2 separate regions of the Homo sapiens genome follow, and region 2 is linked to region 1. Evidence: chromatin contacts called from ENCODE Hi-C data. All regions are on one chromosome and are shown on one strand. Each heading gives the region's core, a stretch centred on a gene start or an enhancer-like site at or near the end of the contact. The rest is flanking DNA. Distances are from core to core; before and after follow the strand shown.

Region 1 (4,732 bases), core at 973-3,472:
GCATTTCCTGGAAGGCAATGGTGAGATGGGGGAGGGGAGTTGTCATCAAATCAGATTTTAACAATATCCTCGTTAAAGCAAAGGAAGCAACAGTAATCTAGTTTTCTCGGGTCCAGCAGTATCAATTTGAATTCTAGGCCCTCAACCAAAACCCTAAAGGAAGATACACTTTCTCCAATTCACCACTGGGAAAAAGTTTATCTCTTTACCAAGCGTCCTTCACCCACCCTGCCACCTCCAGTACTGAAAGGGTTGCAAGCTACAAATGAATGGGCATTAGGAATTTGATAGTTGATATTCCTCCTCCAAAAAAGCCTAGATACTATCTCTCACTTACCCAGCTGTTTAAACACAAACCAAGTTGTTTTGCTTTGTTTACTCTCAACCTGGAACCACTCTTCTCTCTCCCCGATTATCCCTCCCTCAGTTCTCATTCCTATTTTCTTCTCCTGCTTAGCTTGTTCAGTTTTCTTGTATAGCTTAGTAATCAGATACTTATGTAACACTTTTCTTTCAAGAAACTCACAGTCCATAACTAATAGGATATTAATAATCTTTTCCAGTTATGTGAGAATTACTTGCCCTAGTCCCTTTTTATACTTTATAAAAAGGGAAGAAGGGAAACACTATAAATGACTTGTGGGTCAGAACTCTTTTGTCCTATTATTCTTTTTTTTTTTTTTTTTTGAGACGGATTCTTGCTCTGTCGCCCAGGCTGGAGTGCAGTGGCGCTGTCTTGGCTCACTGCAAGCTCCGCCTGCCGCGTTCACGCCATTCTCCTGTCTCAGCCTCCCGAGTAGCTGGGACTGCAGGCGCCCGCCACCATGCCCGGCTAATTTTTTTTTTTTTTTTTTTTTTTTTTGTATTTTTAGTAGAGAATGGTTTCACCGTGTTAGCCAGGATGGTCTTGATCTCCTGACCTCGTGATCCGCCCACCTCGGCCTCCCAAAGTGCTGGGATTACAGGCGTGAGCCACCGCGCCCGGCCTTTTTTTCTATTATTCACTGAAGAATCACCAGCTTCTTGGAGAGTACCTGATACATAGCGTGTATTCGGCAAATACCTGCTTAATTGAATTCGGTATTTATTGCATTTCTAGATGCTATAAGCTTGAGACTAGCAGAAAGTGATGCAGAATTCAGAATGGGTGATATGGCAAATGCCTTATTAAATATAGGGCTCGGCGCGGTGGCTCACACTTGTAATCCCAGCACTTTGGGAGGCCAAGGCGGGCAGATCACAAGGTCAGGAGTTTGAGACCAGCCTGGCCAATATGGTGAAACCCCGTCTTTACTAAAAATACAAAAATTAGCGGGGCGTGGTGGCGGGCGCCTATAGTCCCAGCTACTCGGGAGGCTGAGGCAGGAGAATTGCTTGAACCCGGGAGGCGGAGGTTGCAGTGAGCCGAGATCGCACCACTGCACTCCAGCCTGGGCGACAGAGAGAGACTCCATATCAAAAAAAAAAAAAAAAAAAAAAAAAGGATATGGATTGTATTCCATAAACAGTTGAACCTCTTATTCCTACTGCCCTGATAGTTGGTCTGGCTCCTAGAAATTCAGATTTTCTTCCCTCCAGGTGAGATTATGCGAAGAAAGGAACACTGGCAAAATTATTTCCCTGATTTTCTTCTCTCAGGCTGTCTTTCCCTCCCCTTTAAGATTGTGTACTCCGTCTCAAAAAAAAAAGAAAAAAAAAAGATTGTAGACCCAGCCTATAAATTCATAGGATCAAGAATTCTTACTAACACTCTTTCTAACAACCTTAAATCTCTGATAGTAGCACCCACTTGACTTCGTTTTGTATGGATAGATTTATTCTAATCTCTCTGTAGATTGTTTTAATCCCAAGCAGATGCGAGAGCATAAAATAGTGTATTTGCCCTCCCTCCAGGCTTTTCTGGTAGTATTTTGTCTGTGAAACTAAGAGGCTCTAGCTGCTATTAGAAGAGGGAAGGAGTAAGGATGAGCTTTTGAAAAAAAAAAAAAAAAAAAAACCCAGGGTGGAGAGAGTGGAAGGATGTGGTTTTAAGAGAGGGGGGAGGGAGGGCGTTATTGTCTGTGGGGCGGGGGCGGGGGTAGTTCTGATAACACAGAATTCCGAGAGATCACAAGATTGCTTCAGGGGGGTGGGGTGGGGTGGGGTGGGGCTGGGGGCTTGTCGCCCTTTCAGGCTCCACCCTTTGCGGAGATTATAAATAGTCATGATCCCAGCGAGACCCAGAGATGCTGTAATGGTAAGACTTTGGATCCTTCCTGAGGACGTGGAGAAAACTTGCTGCTGAGAAGGACATTTTGAAGGTTTTGTTGGCTGAAAAAGCTGTTTCTGGAATCACCCCTAGATCTTTCTTGAAGACTTGAATTAGATTACAGCGATGGGGACACAGAAGGTAAGAATGATATAATTACTGGTTATTTTTGCTTGTTTGGGATACACTCAGAAAGGCAAATATTAATGGTAATCTCCTTGTTCTATTTTCTCCTAAGTCACCAAGCTATCTTAAGGCCTTTTCATTTCGTCTCTAGCCTGCACTGCTGCCGCTTCATCAGTTCTCTTTGAATGTCATACAGTTCTGTTCACCTTATCATAGGAAAGTCACCCGGAGAAGTTGTGTTTGCTTCTCAGGTTTATTTTAGGTAACCATATGCCACTGAGGACGAGATGGTTGAGTGTTTAGAGGATCGGGCTGCTTGGTTGTATGGATTACAAGTGTGGGTCTCAGAGCCAGTGTGAAGACTTCTCTGGAAGCATTAGACCTTGAAAAGGTCTGTGTTTGGAGGCACAGGCCAGGGTCTGGCCATCTGTTTGTCCTATAACATATGGGGTTCGTGGATGCTAAGGAGAAAGAATTCCAGTTGTCCTTCCTATTAGGGTTAAAATCGTGAGTGCAGGACATACTAAAATATTGAGTGTTGTATATGCATTATTTGCAGGGAGAAAGGCTTTTCTTTTTTTTCTGATTGAGTTTTACTCTTGTTGCCCAGGCTGGAGTGCAATGGAGCGACCGCAGCTCACCACAGCCTCCGCCTCCCGGGTTCAAGCGATTCTCCTGCCTCAGCCTCCTGAGTAGCTGAGATTACAGGCATGAACCACCGGGCCCGGCTAATTTTGTATTTTTAGTAGAGACGGGGTTTCTCTATGTTGGTCAGGCTGGTCTCGACTCCCGACCTCAGGCGATCCGCCGGCCTCGGCCTCCCAAGGTGCTGAGATTACAGGCATGAGCCACTGCGCGCAGCAAGAAAGGCATTTTTTACCAAGATAAATTTAACTAAAAATAAGGGGCCAGGTGTGGTGGGTCACACCTATAACCCCAGCATTTGGGAAACCAAGGCAGGAGGATCACATGAGGCCTGGAGTTTGAGACTAGCCTTGGGCAATATAGTGAGATCCCATCTCTACAAAGCAGAAAGAAAGAAAATGTAGGAAAATAAGAAAGGGATGGAAAATTATGAGACTAAAGAAGAAAAGGCTCTCAAAGATAGTGAATGATGAGAGGAGACAGAAGAGATTTTTACTAAACGGAAAAAGATTTAACAGAGCATTGCACTGGCAGGGCCCTCCGGGGTACCGATGCTTAGCTGGGACTGAGACATCTGGGAGGCTGCAGGCAAGGTCACTTCTCCTGCTGAAGCTCCCAGCCTGCTGCCTAATCTGCCCGACCTGAAAGGAAAGGAGTTTAAGATATGAAAGGTTGAAGGGATTTTGGGTGGTGGGGTGGGGGGGAATGGCGTAGAAGTTGGCCTCAGGTATAAAAATTGAGCTGCCCCAAGGTAGAAATGGAAAATGTCTCGCCCGGCTGAATTATTCCAGGCAAGGTGAAGATGACCGGTTCTCCCCACTAAGAAATGTCTCTTATATGTTGGGTTCGCCCTTATATGTTGGGTTCAGAGTAAGTACTTTCTTCCCCTGCGCGGGAGTTAGGGATAGCAGAACTGTATTTAATAAACGAAGACTGAAATGGGGCCAGGATGCAGTGAGTAGATCCAGTAGGTTACATGGTCCTGAGAGATAAGAGACTCAAAGAGCCACCCAGCAGTGAAGACACAAACTACCACCCCCTCCACCACCACCAGTGGGCTTCCGTGGAGTCTGGGGTACAGATCAGACTGCACTGTATTTGTTTCCAGAATGGTCAATTCTTAGTAATCCTACCCGAGACTGTCTTTTTCTCTGCCCTCCCAGTTCGTGAGTGGAATTCTATGCCTACATTTGCCTGATGCAAGTTTTTAAATATTTCCAAACTGACCAACCCAGTTTCTCTTAACTTCTTCCTTCCCCAATTTTCTTTCATTTTTACCAAGTTAACTTCACATTCTTATCTCCAGATAAGTTCTTTAGTATAATCTATTCCTTTGTCTTCCCCATTAATTACCTAAATCTCATTGGATGTTCTTTTCATACCACTCATAACTCAAATTCTCCTAATACAGCTCCATAATTAATAAGAAACAGTCATCAATCACAAGTTTTAAGGACTATTCTCTCCTCTGTCTTCCCTCCCTCCAGGTCACCCCAGCTCTGATATTTGCCATCACAGTTGCTACAATCGGCTCTTTCCAATTTGGCTACAACACTGGGGTCATCAATGCTCCTGAGAAGGTGAGTGCCAGGCCACAATAATTAGAATTTAGAATAGGGAAGTTATTCCTTTAAGTAGGGTTTCAGGAATTCAGAATTTAAGGCCAGGCATGGTGGCATCTGCCTGGAGTCCCAGCTACTCCTGAGGCTGAGG
Region 2 (4,799 bases), core at 2,043-4,542, 1.3 Mb after region 1:
ACAGTACTGAGGATTTATACCAGAGTGTGTGTGTGATGAACAAGTGCTTGTGTGATGATGCCCCATTTGTGCAATTCTCCAGTCATGGAAGGGTACAGTTTCATGATGTCTCCAGTGAAATCCTGGTTTATGAGGACTTCTACATACACATTCTGTCATGGGGATTGCATTGCCTAAATATGTGAGAGCAAGGCTTTGGTTATGTGTTAACAAAACAGCTAAGCTCCCTATGGAAGAAAAATGGAAGCCTCTTGAAAGGACCTACACTCCTGCCTGAGTCTGTGGAAGAGGGGCTTGCAGTTGGCAATGTGTATACATATGTGTATTTGTTACCTTGTGGAAATCATAACCGGTTAAGGGGTGCAAGATTGATTTATGCAGGAGAGCTGTAGTACTATGGAGTAGAATGTGGTCATGAAACCTGGACTTCAGCCCTTTGCCTACCATCAACCAGTGTTGGCCAGGGTGCTTCTTCAACTGTTAGTGAAGGGATTGGACTAGATAACTCTGAAGATACCTTTTTTGAGAATTAAGTAACTTGCTTTAAGGCTGGGTGCGGTGGCTCACGCCTGTAATCCCAGCATTTTGGGAGGGCGAGGCAGGCAGACTACTTGACGTCAGGAGTTCAAGACCAGCCTGGCCAACATGGTGAAACCCCATCTCTACTAAAAATACAAAAATTGATGGCCGTGCACGGTGGCTCACGCCTGTAATCCCAGCACTTTGGGAGGCCGAGACAGGTGAATCATGAGGTTAGGAGCTCGAGACCAGCCTGGCCAGTATGGTGAAACCCCGTCTCTACTGAAAATACAAAAAATAAGCTAGGCATAGTGGTGGGCGCCTGCAATCCCAGCTACTCAGGAGGCTGAGGCAGGAGAATCTTTTGAACCTAGGAGGCAGAGGTTGCAGTGAGCCAAGATCGTGCCATGGCACTCCAGCCTGGGCGACAGAGTGAGACTCTCTCTCAAAAAAGTAAAATAAAAATACAAAAATTAGCCAGGTGTGGTGGCACGCGCCTGTAGTCCCAGCTGCAGGCTGAGGCAGAAGAATGACTTGAACCTGGGAGGCGGAGGTTGCAGTGAGCCGGGATTGCACCACTGCACTCCAGCCTGGGCCACAGAGCGAGATTCTGTCTGGAAAAAAAAAAAAAAACAAAAAAAAAAAAACCTTGCTTTAAGCACCGAAAAAGTTGTGAAAGTTGTGACCAAGCTCCCACATCCTGAGAACTCTGGGACTGCTGGCCAATAGTACTTGTTATGTAGTTGGGCTGGGATAAATAAAGCCCACTTAATTTAGTGCTAGATATCCTGTGTGGGCACCTAAGATGGTGTCTCAATATGTTGTGTAATACCAATGAATGTATCACATATGACCAAATATGCCAATGTTTCTTAGCTCCCTGCATATTTACTGCTTTTTCCTCCCACTCTCACCAACTCTTGAAAAGGCCCTAATGGCCCTAACTTCATCACCAGTATTAGAACTAGAATCTACTCTTTTTATGGATACACTCACACTCACTTATTCCAACAACCCTATGAGGGAGGTAGTAGTCTCATTGTATAGTAAAACAGGCACAGAGATCAAGTTACCGAAAAGCATGACTTTTGTAATTAGAGCAGTTTCCCGGATTCTATTGCTGTATCTTACTACCTGCACACTAGTAAACCTGGGGTTTACAGGCTACAGATCCTTTCAGCTCTGATACCCCCACCACTCTACAGCCCCTGAACCCCCTCCTCCAGCCTGCTCTTACTGTCCAGATAATGTTTCAAATACATCCCTGCATCCATCTCGAAGCAAAACAAAGCAACTTCCAATCCGCCCCGGGTTGGAAGTTCCTCTTCTCCACATATTTGGTAGAAATTATATAGCTGAAAGTCTGTCTCTTTAAAAACTTGCCGTAAGACATTGGTAATTCTTATGAAGGATGTGTGAGGGTACGAAAAGTGTGAGGGGTGGCAGCTATCTCTAAAATACTATCTTACTAACACCACTATTAGGTTATGGCCTTTGTGTTGGCAGTGTGTTGACAGCCTAGTGTGTTGGCAGCCTCTCATACCCTTGACTGCTTCCCATTCTGATGAAAACCATAGAAATCACTCTACCATAGCTGACTAGAGTGATGGCTAGCAACTAACTAGCCAACTAGCCCAGTAGTGATACTGCTGCATCCCTCAATCCCTTCAGAATTATGATGCTAACATCACATATAAACAAAAGGAAAACAAAAACACGAGATTTCCCCCTTAGAGAGTAGCAAGAGGGGCCAGGCACAGTGGTTCGCACCTGTAATCCCAGCACTTTGAGAGGCTGAGGTGGGCAGATCACCTGAGGTCGGAAGTTCGAGACCAGCCTCACCGACATGGAGAAACCCCATCTCTACTAAAAATACAAAATTAGTCTGGCGTGATGGTGCATACCTGTAATCCCAGCTACACGGGAGGCTGAGACAGAAGAATCACTTGAACCCGGGAGGTGGAGGTTGCGGTGAGCCATGATCACGCCATTGCACTCCAGCCTGGGCAATAAGAGTGAAAATTCTGTCTCAAAAAAAAAAAAAAAAAAGCAAGAGGGCAAGGCAGGAAGTAATATTTTATATGTGAAAGTGTATTCTAGTGTAACGTACAGGAGCTCTGACAAAAGATGTGCAGAATTATAGCTTTATTATGAGTCATTCTTTGTATTTATAAGTAGAAAGGTGATCATCTTTCTCAAGTTAAAAAAATAATGCTGGGGGAGATGGTGTTTGTGTGAGTGAATAGAAATTCAGACGGTTTAAATGTCTCAAGGCCTGATACTCTTCCCCAACTTCCTTAAGAAACTAACTGGCTTGAAAAAAGTCATTCTGCAAAAGAGGGAAAAAAAGTTGGATCTTCCAGTTGCTGAGAAGGTATGTTTACGCAATATGAGCCTAAAGTGAACAGTTACCCCTGCACGGATTACCATACATTCCCGTTTTGGAGGGAAAAAAGTTTGCTAGAGAATGCAAAATGGCGACCTCCAGTGACGTCATACCTGTCTCGGTCGCGTCCTGGGGTGTCTGTAAGGGCGGAAGCGGGCTACAGCCGCCTCACTGTGGGCGGTCGTGGCTACCATGCAAAAGGAAAAGTTTCAGTGTCGGGCGGATGTGTACCGGCGGTAATATAGTAAGGGCGGAAGTTCTCCTTTAAGGGCGGAAGTTCTCCTTTTAAGGGCGGAAGTTCTCCTTTTAAGGGCGGAAAGGCTTTAGCCGCAAAATGGCTTCGGCCCCTGTCGCGTTACAGTCACTTCCGGGGCGGATCGGAAGTTGCTTTGTTTTGCTTCGAGATGGCTGCGGGGATGTATTTGGAACATTATCTGGACAGTAAGAGCAGGCTGGAGGTGGGGGTCGGGGCTGCAGAGTGGTGCGGGGATCAGGGATGAGAGGATCTGTAGCCCTTAAGTTCCAGTGACGAGAAGGTCACAATTATGAAGCGGTTCTGTGGCAGGAAATATTGGAGGGTGCGGAGAAAGAGGGGGCGGGGCAGCAGGATCGAGGCCCCGCTGATGGGTGTAGACGAGGGAGGGGTGCGGTGTGGGGGTTAGAGACGTGTCTTGAAGGGCTAGTGTGCATGGCCAGGAAGATAGTTGCTGCCCCCATTCTCCAGGGTCTCCAGCCTCGGTAGATTTTTTTCCCCATAGTCGTTCAGAATCGTTATCACACACTGCCATTTGGAGAAGCGGTAAAGACCTCTCCTCCACTCCATTCTTCCTCAAAAGTGGCTTCTCATGGGGTTGAGAGTGGTGGTGATGAGTGACCACTGTCAGATGATGAACTAGAACGCTTCTCTTCATGGAGTAAAGATCTAATTCCCATCAAATGAAAATCTGGTGTTTATGCGATTTATGTAAACCACCCCTGCAGAAAGCCTATTGCTCTGTGCGCTTACATTTGTTTTAGGGCCCGGAGTCATTTATTCAACAAATATTTATTGAGGTCCTGCTATGGGTCAGACATAATGGCAGGCACTAGGGATAGAAAAATGAGTAAGACAAGGCTCCTGCCCTCAAGAAGCTCACGATCTAGTAGGAAACAGATTCTGCAAATAATTATAAAACACTGTGACAAGTGAGATAATGGAAATACATTAAAAAGGACACTTGGTAGGCAACCCTGGAGAAAAGGGGGGTAATTACCTGGGGATGTAGGAAAAGCTTTACAGCGGAGGTGATGTTTGAATAGGGTCTTGAAGGTTATTTGCCAGTGAGGAGAGAAAAAAGGAATTCCAGGTTGGGGAAAGCATCCGCAAAGGTACTGTGATGGGTTTGTGGCAAGGTCAAGGGTGTTTGATATTTATGACTCAGAGGTCAGCGTATTTGATATTTATGAATCTAAGGTAAGAAATTGAGAAAGGAGACTGGAGAAAGAGGCTGAGGCTAGATTGGACAAGGTCTTTTAAGCCAAACGAAGAAGTTTGCATTTTAAAGTAGAGTATGATTTTTATAGAGGAAAATGACTAATATATGGTAAATTGGAGCATGATATTGTTGATAACAGAGATCAATTAGTGATAACATTCCAGGACAGAGATAAGAACCTGATTTTAGGGAGTTACAGAAGTATTTAGGAGTTAAATATGAAAGGACTGACTGAATGACTGAGTGGTTGAGAGAGAAGGAAGAATCTAAGGTGGCTTCTTCCTGCTTAGAAAGTGAGGTAGACAGGCTGGGCACAGTAGCTCATGCCTGTAATCTCAGCACTTTGGGAGGCCAAGGCGGGCAGATCACTTGAGGTCAGGAGTTTGAGATCACCCTGTCCAACATGGTGAAGCCCAGTC

The links. A loop is a pair of places that touch in the nucleus more often than their neighbours do. Pooled maps may share reads with other maps.
Region 2: a pooled map shows a loop between it and region 1 (11-fold over the local background). The contact joins the promoter of ING4 here to the promoter of SLC2A3 in region 1. A Hi-C loop is called at or near these places in 5 of 50 pooled maps.

The regions. Positions count from the first base shown.
Region 1 is chr12:7,933,677-7,938,408 of GRCh38, reverse strand. It overlaps SLC2A3 (solute carrier family 2 member 3), which reads left to right and starts at 2,222. Exons shown (of 10, transcript NM_006931.3): 1 at 2,222-2,389; 2 at 4,507-4,599. The coding sequence starts at 2,375. RefSeq lists a cis regulatory region at 1-195, a silencer at 2,044-2,093 and an enhancer at 3,161-4,114.
Region 2 is chr12:6,661,612-6,666,410 of GRCh38, reverse strand. ING4 (inhibitor of growth family member 4) reads left to right here and starts at 3,292. Exons shown (of 8, transcript NM_016162.4): 1 at 3,292-3,346. The coding sequence starts at 3,310. RefSeq lists an enhancer at 3,262-3,321.